Regions from separate parts of the Homo sapiens genome. Here region 1 is linked to region 2. Evidence: chromatin loops called from intact Hi-C (ENCODE). Cell type or tissue: IMR-90. All regions are shown on one strand. Links, peaks and the distances in the headings refer to the core of each region. The heading gives the core; the rest is flanking DNA. Region 1 overlaps DAW1 (dynein assembly factor with WD repeats 1). Region 2 overlaps COL4A4 (collagen type IV alpha 4 chain).

What was found. A loop is a pair of places that touch in the nucleus more often than their neighbours do. Peaks named below come from ENCODE experiments on the same cell type or tissue, not always from the same donor. Only the 100,000 strongest peaks of a DNase experiment are listed, where the experiment ranks them.
Region 1: a loop joins it to region 2, with 20 times the contacts of the local background. A loop is called at or near these places in 6 of 110 quality-filtered maps.

What each region holds. Positions count from the first base shown.
Region 1 is chr2:227,881,899-227,887,279 of GRCh38, reverse strand. It overlaps DAW1 (dynein assembly factor with WD repeats 1), which reads right to left. Exons shown (of 13, transcript NM_178821.3): 2 at 1,857-1,929. Among named protein-coding and RNA genes, the nearest start is that of DAW1, 13 kb to the right of the region's middle. In IMR-90, for the core only: a CTCF peak has its summit at 2,676 (motif pointing right); a DNase peak (open chromatin) is centred at 2,699.
Region 2 is chr2:227,127,229-227,132,609 of GRCh38, reverse strand. The region is part of intron 4 of COL4A4 (collagen type IV alpha 4 chain); the gene reads left to right. Among named protein-coding and RNA genes, the nearest start is that of COL4A4, 34 kb to the left of the region's middle. In IMR-90, for the core only: a CTCF peak has its summit at 2,619 (motif pointing left); a DNase peak (open chromatin) is centred at 2,599; H3K27me3 peaks cover 2,161 bases.

The DNA of each region.
Region 1 (5,381 bases), core at 324-5,323, 750 kb before region 2:
TTAGGCCTCATCTTTTCTGAAAATAACAAAGATTGTTGTATTCAATGAAACTATCTGTGCCACTGTTCATTCTTTGATTTTAAAAAAATATCAATTGACTACCTTCTTTGTGCCAAGCACCCGAAATAAGACTTGGACCCTACATAGACCATCATCCTCTGAGCCATGCCCCAGCCCCACCCTAGACACGTGCTCCCAGAAACATCAAACCTCTCAAGTGGCAGCAACTCCAGGATTAAGAGAGCCCCTCTCTCATCAGTTACGGTGTCAAGTGGACTCATTATAAAACTAGAGAGCAGCCCATATAAGAAAGCTCCTTTTGCTTACGGTCTCAGGCCACAAACCTAAAACACAACATTTTTGTTTTGTTTCTTTTGTGATTTTCACCCATTGAGATTATTTTCACCTTATCTGAACTTAGGCTCTCACAGGATAATCACTAGTCTGACTCTCTCTTGAAGTAGGATGTTTGTTTGTTTGTTTGTTTGTTTACAAAGACAGAGTCTTGCTATTTTGTGTTGCCCGGGCTGGTCTCAAACTCCTAGCCTGAAGTGATCCTCCTGCCTCGATCTCCCAAGATGCTGGGATTACAGGTGTGAGCCACCACACTTGGCCTTGGCCTTGAAGTGGAGTTTTGTATGAGATTTCTTTTCTTTTTTTTTAAAGACAGAGTCTCACTTTGTCACCCATGTTGGAGTACAGCACCGCGATCTCAGCTCACTGCAACCTCTGCCTCCTGGGTTCAAGCAATTCTCCTCCCTTAGCCTCCTGAATAGCTGGGACTACAGGCATGCACCACCATGCCTGGCTAATTTTTGTATTTTTAGTAGAGACGGAGTTTCCTCATATTGGCCAGGCTGCTCTCGAACTCCTGACCTCAAGTGACCCTGCTGCCTCGGCCTCCTAAAGTGCTGAAATTACAAGTGTGAGCAACCACGCCCAGCTATTTGCATTAGATTTACTAAAGAGAATGAACTCTGGGTGTTATTACATCACAAGAGGTTTCCTCTGGGCTAATACCAAGCTTCAGTAATAGAGATTAGGTCTCCCTTTTCTGCCCCATGACAATTAATGAGGAGGAACATATGCAGTCAGCCCTATGAAGTATTTAATAAGAAAATAACAGGCTCAGTAATATTCTTAAAACTCAGTAACAAGTACTTCTCAAAAATGTAAAGGTCACTGGTTGGGCACAGAGAATCGCTTGAACTCAGGAGGCGGAGGATGCAATGAGCCGAGATCGAGCCACTGCACTCCAGACTGGGCAACAAGAGTGAAACTCTGTCTCAAAAAAAAAAAAAAAAGGAAAGAAAAAGAAAGAAATTAAGGTCAGCAAAAATAAGGGAAGTCTGAGAAACGGTCGCAGCTTAAGGAAGCTTAAGGACACATGATGGCTAAATGTCATGTAGGATTCTGGATGGAATCCTGGAACAGAAGAAAGGAATTAGGGAAAAACTAAGAAAAACTGAATAAAGTGGGCCTTAGCTAATAATTATGTATCATACTGGTTCATTAATCCTAATAAATGTACACCGCTAATCTGAGATGTTAACATCAGGGGAATCGGGGTGTGGAAACTCTACCTTCACGGCCTTTCTAAAATCATAAACTAAAAGGTTTATTTTTTTAAGACCTTAGAAAAAAAAGAAAAGAGTGATAACCCTTTTCCCACTTCCTCTTCATTCAGCAAGACCCTCAGATACAACTCCCTGAAACAAACAGAAACTAACACACCACAGAAGAACAATTTTTAAAACATAATGTATTATCTGCAGTTTATGCAGCTCATCCACACATCACTCTGTGTCAAGGCTTCCCAGTGAACATTTATTTGTTGAATCCTACAGCTTACTTACCTGGGACCAAGATCAAGCAAATCTATGGACTTAGTCTTTAATTCTCCATGTTTTTCATATTCCAACATAATTCCTATAGAAATAAACAAACATGTTATAAAACACTTACGATAACCACCTATGTCAAAAGTTAACCTACCTTGCCACAGTTTTTTCCATTTTTATTTTTAAAATTTTTAATTTTTTAACAAAAAATAAGCAGTGATATCTAGTTCCAAAACAAGATCATGTAGACAAACTTTTCCCTGGTCCTTCCCTCTAAATATAACTAAATACCCTTGAAATTGTCCAATAGACAATGAAAAAATAATAGAAAGTTGGATGGAAGAAGGTAGACTGGCTATAGGTTTCAGGGCTTGAGGAACGACTACATGGTGAGATTCCCGGATTTTCTTTTTATCACCGCATTCCACACCCCAAAACTAGGACAAGAGGGCCCTATTCCCTGACCCACAAATGGGGCCCCTGCAAGCAGTCTGATCCCCCAGTGGAAGCTTGGGGCTGTTCCAGTTCCCAGTGCACATTCTGGGCCCCAGCAGGCAGTTGGATCTGGCTGCAGCCCCATCAACAAAGTCCTGGGACCTCCCAGACCCCACTCCACAGCCAGGCCATTGGTGGACAGTCCTATCCACTTGCAAAAGGGGCAACGGTGACATCCAGGGATGTCTCAGACCTCATTCCACAACCAGGCACTGAGGCAGCCTCAGCAAAGCCCTGCGTTTCCCTGCCTTCCAGCCAGCAGCATAATCAGGCCGGGAAGTGACCAGGAAGGCCACTCAGTGACAGCAGGCCTACTAGGGAAGTACCTTCTGCGCCCTGCAGGTGGCGCCAGCAGTGACTGAGCAGGAGCCTTAGCAGTACCCGAAAAAACAAAGGACAGTAACATTGCAAGAGCCTAGGAAACTACAGACACCATTGTAACCAACGCCCGCAAAAGTAGCCCAAGAGCACATATGACAAATCTAAGCAGATTTCGCCAAATTAGAAGGTTTAGATAGGATCAAGGATCCCCGTAATAATCAAAACGTCTAGGATACAATTTTTTAAAAATCACCTATTATACCAAGGACAATCAACAAACACCAATACCAAGATGAATCAGAGGTTGGAATCATCTGACAAGGACTTTAAAGAAGATATTATAAAAATCCTTCAATAATCATTTACAATTTCACTTGAAACAAATGAAAAAATGGAAAATCCCAGAAAATATTTATTAAACCAAATGAGGATTATAGAATTGAAAAATATGATAATGAAAATAAAAAACTTGCTAAGCGAGTTCAAAAGTAGAGATGACAGAGAATAGAATCTGTGAACTTGAAGATGGATCCATAGAATATATTCCATCCGAACAGCCCAGCGCTAATAAAAACTGGACAGAGCCTCCTAACCACCTTACTCTACTGCCTCTGCCTGTGGATATAAACTAGTACATCTCAAAAATTTGGCTTCAGGATCACCTTACACTCTTAAAAATTATTTAGGACACCAAAGAGTTTTTGGTTTTTTTCCATATTAAAAACTAAAATTGAGAAATTTTTTAAATATTTATTAAGTTGTTTTAAAACAACAGTAATTCATAGCATGTTATTTTTATAAAGTTTTTGTAAAAATAACTATATTTTCTTGCCCCTAAAAAGAGTAAGAAGAGTAGCACTGTTTTATACTTTAACAAATCTCTAATATCTGGCTTAAGACAATGGATTCTCATCTCTGCTTCTGCATTCAAGCTTCTGCTAAATGTTTTAGACAAAGTATAAGAAAAGAATGTAGTCAGACACTGATACATAGTTGAAAAATGAAGGAGTATTATAATTGCCTTTTTATATCATTGTGAACATTTTTTGATATTAAAACTCAACAAATGGTAACTTCTTAAAATTAGTTGCAATATAGAATCTGAAACCATATTAGTGAATTTTCCATATACTTGCATTAAACCTCATTGGTCTATTTCACACTTTTGATGGATCTTTTATTCATGCATGGTCCATGCATAATCATGCACTGGACATTTGAAAAATACTGATCTACTAAGTTATGCATATATTGTAACTGTTGACATATTTCATCACACAATATCAGAAAGTAACATTTACCATTTTCACTACCAATTTTTATCATAAGAAAACTCTTACTGTTGGTAAGCTGTCAAGATTATGGTGGTAAACAAAAGTTTTCTGAACTTATACTTTTTGCTTGAAAGCTAAAATACATCACTAGCAAGAAATGCTGGTATTTTTGCTTGAAAGTTGTGGGCTCACATTCTTCATTTTCAAGAAAATGTCTGCCAAAATGTCTGAGTCTGAAAACCATGTTGTTTCTCAGTCACTCTTTCAAGTAAAAATGCTTTTCCATGAAAAAAAGTTGGTTCATCTCGTAATTCAAGCAACCACCTATATTTTCCTTAAGACAACTGTATTAGTTTGTTTTTATATTGCTATAAAGAACTGCCCAAGACTGGGTAATTTATAAAAGAAAGAGGTTTAATTGACTCACAGTTCCTCATGGCTGGGGAGGCCTCAGGAAACTTACAATCATGGTGGAAGGAAAGGAGGAAGCAAGGCACCTTCTTCACAAGGTGGCAGGAAGAGAATGAATGCAGGAGGAACTACCAAACAATTATAAAACCATCAGATCTTGTGAGAACTCACTCACTATCATGAGAACAGCATGGGGGAACCTCCCCCTGATCCAATTACCTCCACCTGGTCTCTCCCTAGACATGTGGGGATTGTGGGGATTATGGGAATTATAATTCAACATGAGATTTGGGTGAGGACACAAAGCCTAACCATATCAACAACTATCAGACTTCACTGTAGAGCAGAAGTGCTTTCTTAGTACTTCCTATTTCATCACCTGGAATACTCAAAATACATGCACTCCTATGTTAATATTTTGCTACATTAATAATTTTTACTGCTTCATCAAGGAAATCCTCAAGCAAAACTAGGTTGTTCTGTTGGGATTTTTTTGATGTTTTCCTATTGTGAGTGTGTGTCAGTGAAGAATAAATACAGTGACCACTATTAGAGTTTGGTGTCACTGCCTCGATTTGTAGTAAGGCACCAGCAGTTTCACCTTCCACTGCTTCTGCACCATTAGTGACAATGTCAGCACAGTGTAGAAAAGGAAGTAACATCTTATTGTTATTATGAAAAATAAGTTTGACCTTGAGACCCTGCTGAAAGTGTTCAAGGGTTCCCAGGAGTCCTCTACAGTTTGAGAATCACTGCTATAGACCATAGTTTGATATAACAGATATAATTCTAGCAGTATTTCAGATCAAGGGAAAATAGGAAATGTTGCCAAAACACTCTATTTACTTTTCAAAAGCACTGAGCCATTGAGAAAGAATGTGGCAGAGGCCAAGTGCAGTGGCTCACGCCTGTAATCCCACCACTTTGGGAGGCCAAGGCAGGTGGATCACTTGAGGTCAGGAGTTTGAGATCAGCCTGGCCAACATGCTGAAACACCGTCTCTAATAAAAATACAGAAATTAGCTGGCATGACGGCAGG
Region 2 (5,381 bases), core at 129-5,128:
GAGCCGGGATTTCACCATGTTGACTAGGCTGGTCTTGAATTCCTGGCCTCAAGAGATCTGCCCATCTCGGCCTCCCAAAGTGCTGGGATTACAGGCAAGAGCCACTGCACTCGTCCTCTATCATACAATCTTAATGGCAACGAATAATAATACCAATAATAATAGCTTTCCATTCATTCGGCAAGTAACCATTGAGCACTTGCCACATGCCAGGCATCCAACCAGGCCATGGAGGCCTCAGTCGTAAAGAAGAAAGTCCCTGCAGCCTGGAGCTCAGAGCCAAACCGAGAGACAGACAAGACTCCCCTCCGGCCACTATTTCTGGCTGCCTGAGGAGCGCCAGGCACTGTTTGAGGTGCTCAAGTCACATCAGGGAAAAGATGAGACAAAAATCCTTGCTCCCTCCCCAGGTGGACAATTTGGTGCCCTGGCTTGCTTTGCATGGGAGCATATCGGGGTCAGGGCACAGGGAGCTGTGGGTTAGCACTTGAGCTTGAACCGGGTGGAATTAGAACTCTCCTAGCCACAGTCTGAAGGAGAAGCCTTCTGTCAGTTTCTATGGCTGTGTAACAAATGACCATATACATGGTGGCTTAATACAACAGAAATGTATTCTCTAGAGGCCAGAAGTCCAAAAGCAAGCTGCTGGCACTGCCAGGCTCCCTCCACGGCTCTGGGGGAGAACCTGCTCCTTGCCTCCTTCCACTCCTTCTGGTGTCAGCAGTCCTTGGCATTCCTTGGTTCCTAGCGGCCTCACTTCAGTCTGTGCCTCTGTCTTCACATCGCCTGCTCCTCTATGTGTCCACATCAATCTCCCTCTGCGTCCTCCTTATAAAGGTGCATGTAGTAGCATTTAGGGCCCACCTAAATCACCCAGGAGAAACTCTTCAGCTCAAGAACCTTCACTTTATCAGGTCTTTTGCCGTCTAAGGCAATAGTCACAGGCTCTGGGCTTAAGACATGTCGTATCTTTTTTTGTGGCGCCATTCAGCTCCCTACAAGTGTTCAGACAAGGGGAACAGCCTCCGCTTGAGCCCTGAAGTGGGAAGGAGACAGGCTAGCATGTTTGAGGGACTGAAACGTGACTAGAGAGAAATTTGACCACAGTGGGTAAGGAACCCGGCAGCATGCAATGCAGCTTAAAAAGCAGACAGGGGCAGGGTAGGTTGGCTCATGCCTGTAATCCCAGCACTTTGGGAGGCCAAGGTGGGTGGATCATGAGGTCAGGAGTTCAACATCAGCCTGGCTAACATGGCGAAAACCTGTCTCTACTAAAAAAATACAAAAATTAGCTGGGCATGGTGGTGGGTGCCTGTAATACCAGCTACTGGGGAGGCTGAGGCAGAGAATTGCTTGAACCTGGGAGGCAGAGGCTGCAGTGGGCCGAGATCGTGCCACTGCACTCCAGCCTGGGCGACAGAGTGAGACTCCATCTTAAAAAAAAAAGAAAGAAAGAAAAAAAAAAAAAAGCAGACAGATTTTCCTGCATAATAAGAAATTTTTGAAAGATTTTAAGAAGGGAAGAAGCAGATTGGATTTATGTTATAAGATGATCTGGTGCTGTTTGGAAAATGTGGCTGGTGGCAGGTAGGTAATGTTAGGGAAAACCTGTTATGAGGCTGCTGCAGTCATGCAGGTGGGAAGTCTTGGTGGCTTAGCGAGGGGGTGAGTGTGGAGGGTAGGGAAGTGGATGGGAGGTGGACATATTTGGGAGGCAGACTTGATAGGAATGAGGAGACTCACCTGGCGCAGTTGGGGCAGGCAGTTAGAGGCATGCGGGCCTCCCAGGAGAGGTGTAAGCTGCTGTGCAGACAGTGGTGCCCGCTCAGGAAGCACGTTTCAGGGGCGATCATGAGTCCAGGTTTGGACTTGCAGCGCTTGTGGTCAGTTGGATATGTGACTGGCACTCAGAAAGAAAGGTCTGGGTTAGGGAGGGACACGGAGGGATTGTCTGTGGGTGAAATTGACCACTTGGAAATGGATGCTTTGGCTGGAGAGAAAGTGACAAGAAGCCAGGGCAGCCCTGAAGAGCTCTGGGGGAGACTCCAAACAGGAGGAAGAGGGGGCCACAAGACACAGGTGGGAGCAAATCAAGGCAAGGCCAAGGGGCAGGGATGCTGGAGAACAGGGCAGGCAAGAAGGAGGGAGAGTTGAGTGGGTTAGAGCTAGTCAGGGAGCTTACCAGGAGCCCTTAGCCTTGTTTAGGCCCCGCAGAAGACGCAGATGCCATGTTTTAAAATGGGAAAACCCTTCTCCAATGGCCTGGAGTAAGGGGTGACCTTGTTGTTCAGTGGCAAAGCCATGTCTCCTGGTTCTCAGTGCAGGGTTCTTCCCACTGCACCATGCTGCCTCTTAAGAACACAGTGAAAATCTCGAATGAGTGTTACTCCAGGCTAAATCCCTCAGTTGCCCCTATTTCATTGTGAACAAGTGCGGTTACTTTAAGGTACAAGAAAACACTCTGCCACTGAAGTCCAGTCTCTGGATTGTCTACTGTTGATAACACCTTTTGTTATTTATTTTGATAACTCTTCCTGGCACCTAACGGGCCTTTTTCCTGCAATAGGGGAGGCTCCTGGAGGCACTGCCAAAGGATTCGTGAGTGATGTTGTAGTGTCACCCAGTGGCTGACTGGTTGAATTACAATCAAGCCTTAAAAAGGAGGGAAGCATTAGAAAAGAAAGGAATGATAATAATAATGGATTAAGAATAATGAGACTCATAAAAAGGATGAATATATTTAAAAGAATATTTATTTGTTCATTTTAATTGTGGAAGTTTTAATTGATCATGTAATCCATGAGTATATGTTTAGAATTTATACTGTGCAAGACAGTGGTCAAGATGCTGAGGTGGAAATAAAAACGTTCATGAATCCCTGGCTGCAAAAAGTGTACCAGAGGCCAGGCGCAGTGGCTCATGCCTGTAATCCTGGCACTTTGGGAGGCCGAGGGGGGCGGATCACTTGAGGTCGGGAGTTCGAGACCAGCCTGGCCAACATGGCAAAACGCCATCTCTGCTAAAAATACAAAAATTAGCCAGGCGTGGTGGTGGCCGCCTGTAATCCCAGCTACTTGGGAGGCTGAGGCAGGAGAATTGCTTGAACTGGGAGGCAGAGGTTGCAGTGAGCTGAGATTGCACCACTGTACTCCAGCCTGGGTGACAGAGTGAGACTCTGTCTCAAAAAAAAAAAAAAAAGTATACTAGAAGACATCACCCCAAGCAGATATTAAGCAAAGTAGCATGCACAAGGCAATAATGAAAAATAGGTGATGACGTTATTTAGTCATTAATTATTTTAGGGTAGATGTGGTAGTTTGGAGGGGAGTGAAATTGATGAGGACTGCAGTTAAATGGAAGCAGAAACCTTGAAGTCAGAACTGAACAGCCTCAGGTCCTTTGTCTCATGTCTTTGAGTCTCAGCTTCCTCCTTTGGGAATGAGGTCGTAGATACAGGGATGACTTTCTGCTTTACAGGGTGGTAAGGATTCCATGAGAAGAATGTATTAACACACTGTTGTGTTGTGTCTAGATTTGTACATGGTGGCAGTTATTACTGCTACTGTTATGATTATAATATTTTTGGAGGGATGGCAGAATTTGAGCTACAGGTAAAGAAAGGCTACTCTGACCTCATGGAAACAAGTGTGATTGGGGCAGAGGGTGGGGGTGTGGAAACTGCAGGGAATAAGGTTGGCGGGTGTGCGGAAAGGAGATTGTCCCCATTGCAGGTGTTGGTGAAAGCAATGACACCAGGAAAGGGGTGACTGAAGAAGATTCATTGACGGTTGCATGGGGCAGTGGGGAGAAGATCAGGGTTAAGGAGACGCGAGAGATTGGTGCTTGTGGAACCCGTGCGAGAGTTGACAAGACCATGGGCCAGGTGCTTGGCAGTGGGAGGAAGGTAAGATGGGAGCATGAGATTTGGGTTTTGGTTCAAATCGAGATGTGATTGACTTGGTCATGAGAAGGACATGGAGAATGAGGGAAAGAGGGTGACAAGGCTGGCAGCTGGATGGCGAGCTTAGATGATGCCAGGAACAGAGTTACTCTCTTCAGTGACAGGGAAGGAGGAGGCAGAGGGCTGAGCTCAGCTTTGACCCAATGTGTGAGATGAATTAACAGGGGAAGAGGATGCAAGAAAGTTTCTAGAAAACAGTTGGGGATATAGGATAGGACCAGAAAGTTAAATTTGAGAACCACAAAAAATAGAGGTATTCAATTAATTCAATTAATAACATTGTGTCCTAAAGAAACTTTATAAAAGAACATTGAGTGTATCTGGATAGACTGTTTTTAAGTGTAAAAATAAGAAGAGGCTTGAAGGGATTGAAACGTCACTCCGGGCATGGCATGAGCGTGATTTAGTGGATGAACCCTCCATTGTGCTAGGCTCAGGCTCAGGTAGGGGGAAGAGGAGAGGTTTAGGTGAGAGACTGACTGGTCCAGGTGTGAATCTGAGCTTGCTAGGTGTGAGAGCCTGAATAAGTTACACCTTCCTTCATCTATATGGGGATCATAGCCTACACTATTCAGTGTTGCTGGTTGCATTAAATAAGGTAAGGTATGGAGCATGGCAGCCACATAATCCATAACCAAGCCTAATAAATACATTCCTTCCCCTTCCTGTGACATTTTTTATGATAAATGTCATGGTCTTAAGAGTTCAAGGGTGATTTGGAAAATCTGTATAATTAGTATAACAAAAGCATCTTTCCTGTTTGTTCAGTTTTTCATTTATTTATACCTTGCACTGATTTATACCTTGCATTTATTTATACCTTCTGGCTAAGAAAGAGCAGGAAGTCATGGCAGAAAAAGTGTGGCTGTACCTGTATTTGTAGTTGTTTATTTGTAGTGTTTCTCCTAGTGCTCCTACTGACAAAATGACAAACGATTTCTTAGATTTTTGTCATTCCCCATATGTTTTGGTCCCTGGGGCAACCAGATCATTGCCAGCCAAAAAGGCTGACTTGAAGATTTTGGTTTTTAAAAAGTACAGTACATACCCTCTTATCTTTTGGTCTCTTTTACTAAGTTGTTATGAAATAAAAGTAATTTTATCTTAGCCCTGTTCAAGAGACATTCTAGACTTAGGCAACCGACAAGGGACAAAATCCTAAAGGAATGCCCTGGCTTCAGAAGACAGGGAGGCCGGCGGTTCTGTGTCTGCTCTCATCTCCTTCATCCTTTATTTGTACAGCTGGCCCGAGAGCCTACTGCTGCTCTAGGGAGGCGCAAATAACAGGTTTGATGATACGGTGTCAATTTGGCCTTTGAACCAAAAGAAAGAAAGAAAGAGATGATCTAGTGGCTTCACATGGCATGCCAAAGTCTCCTCAGCTGTCAAGCTGATTGTCATTTCTGGATTCAGCGGCTCT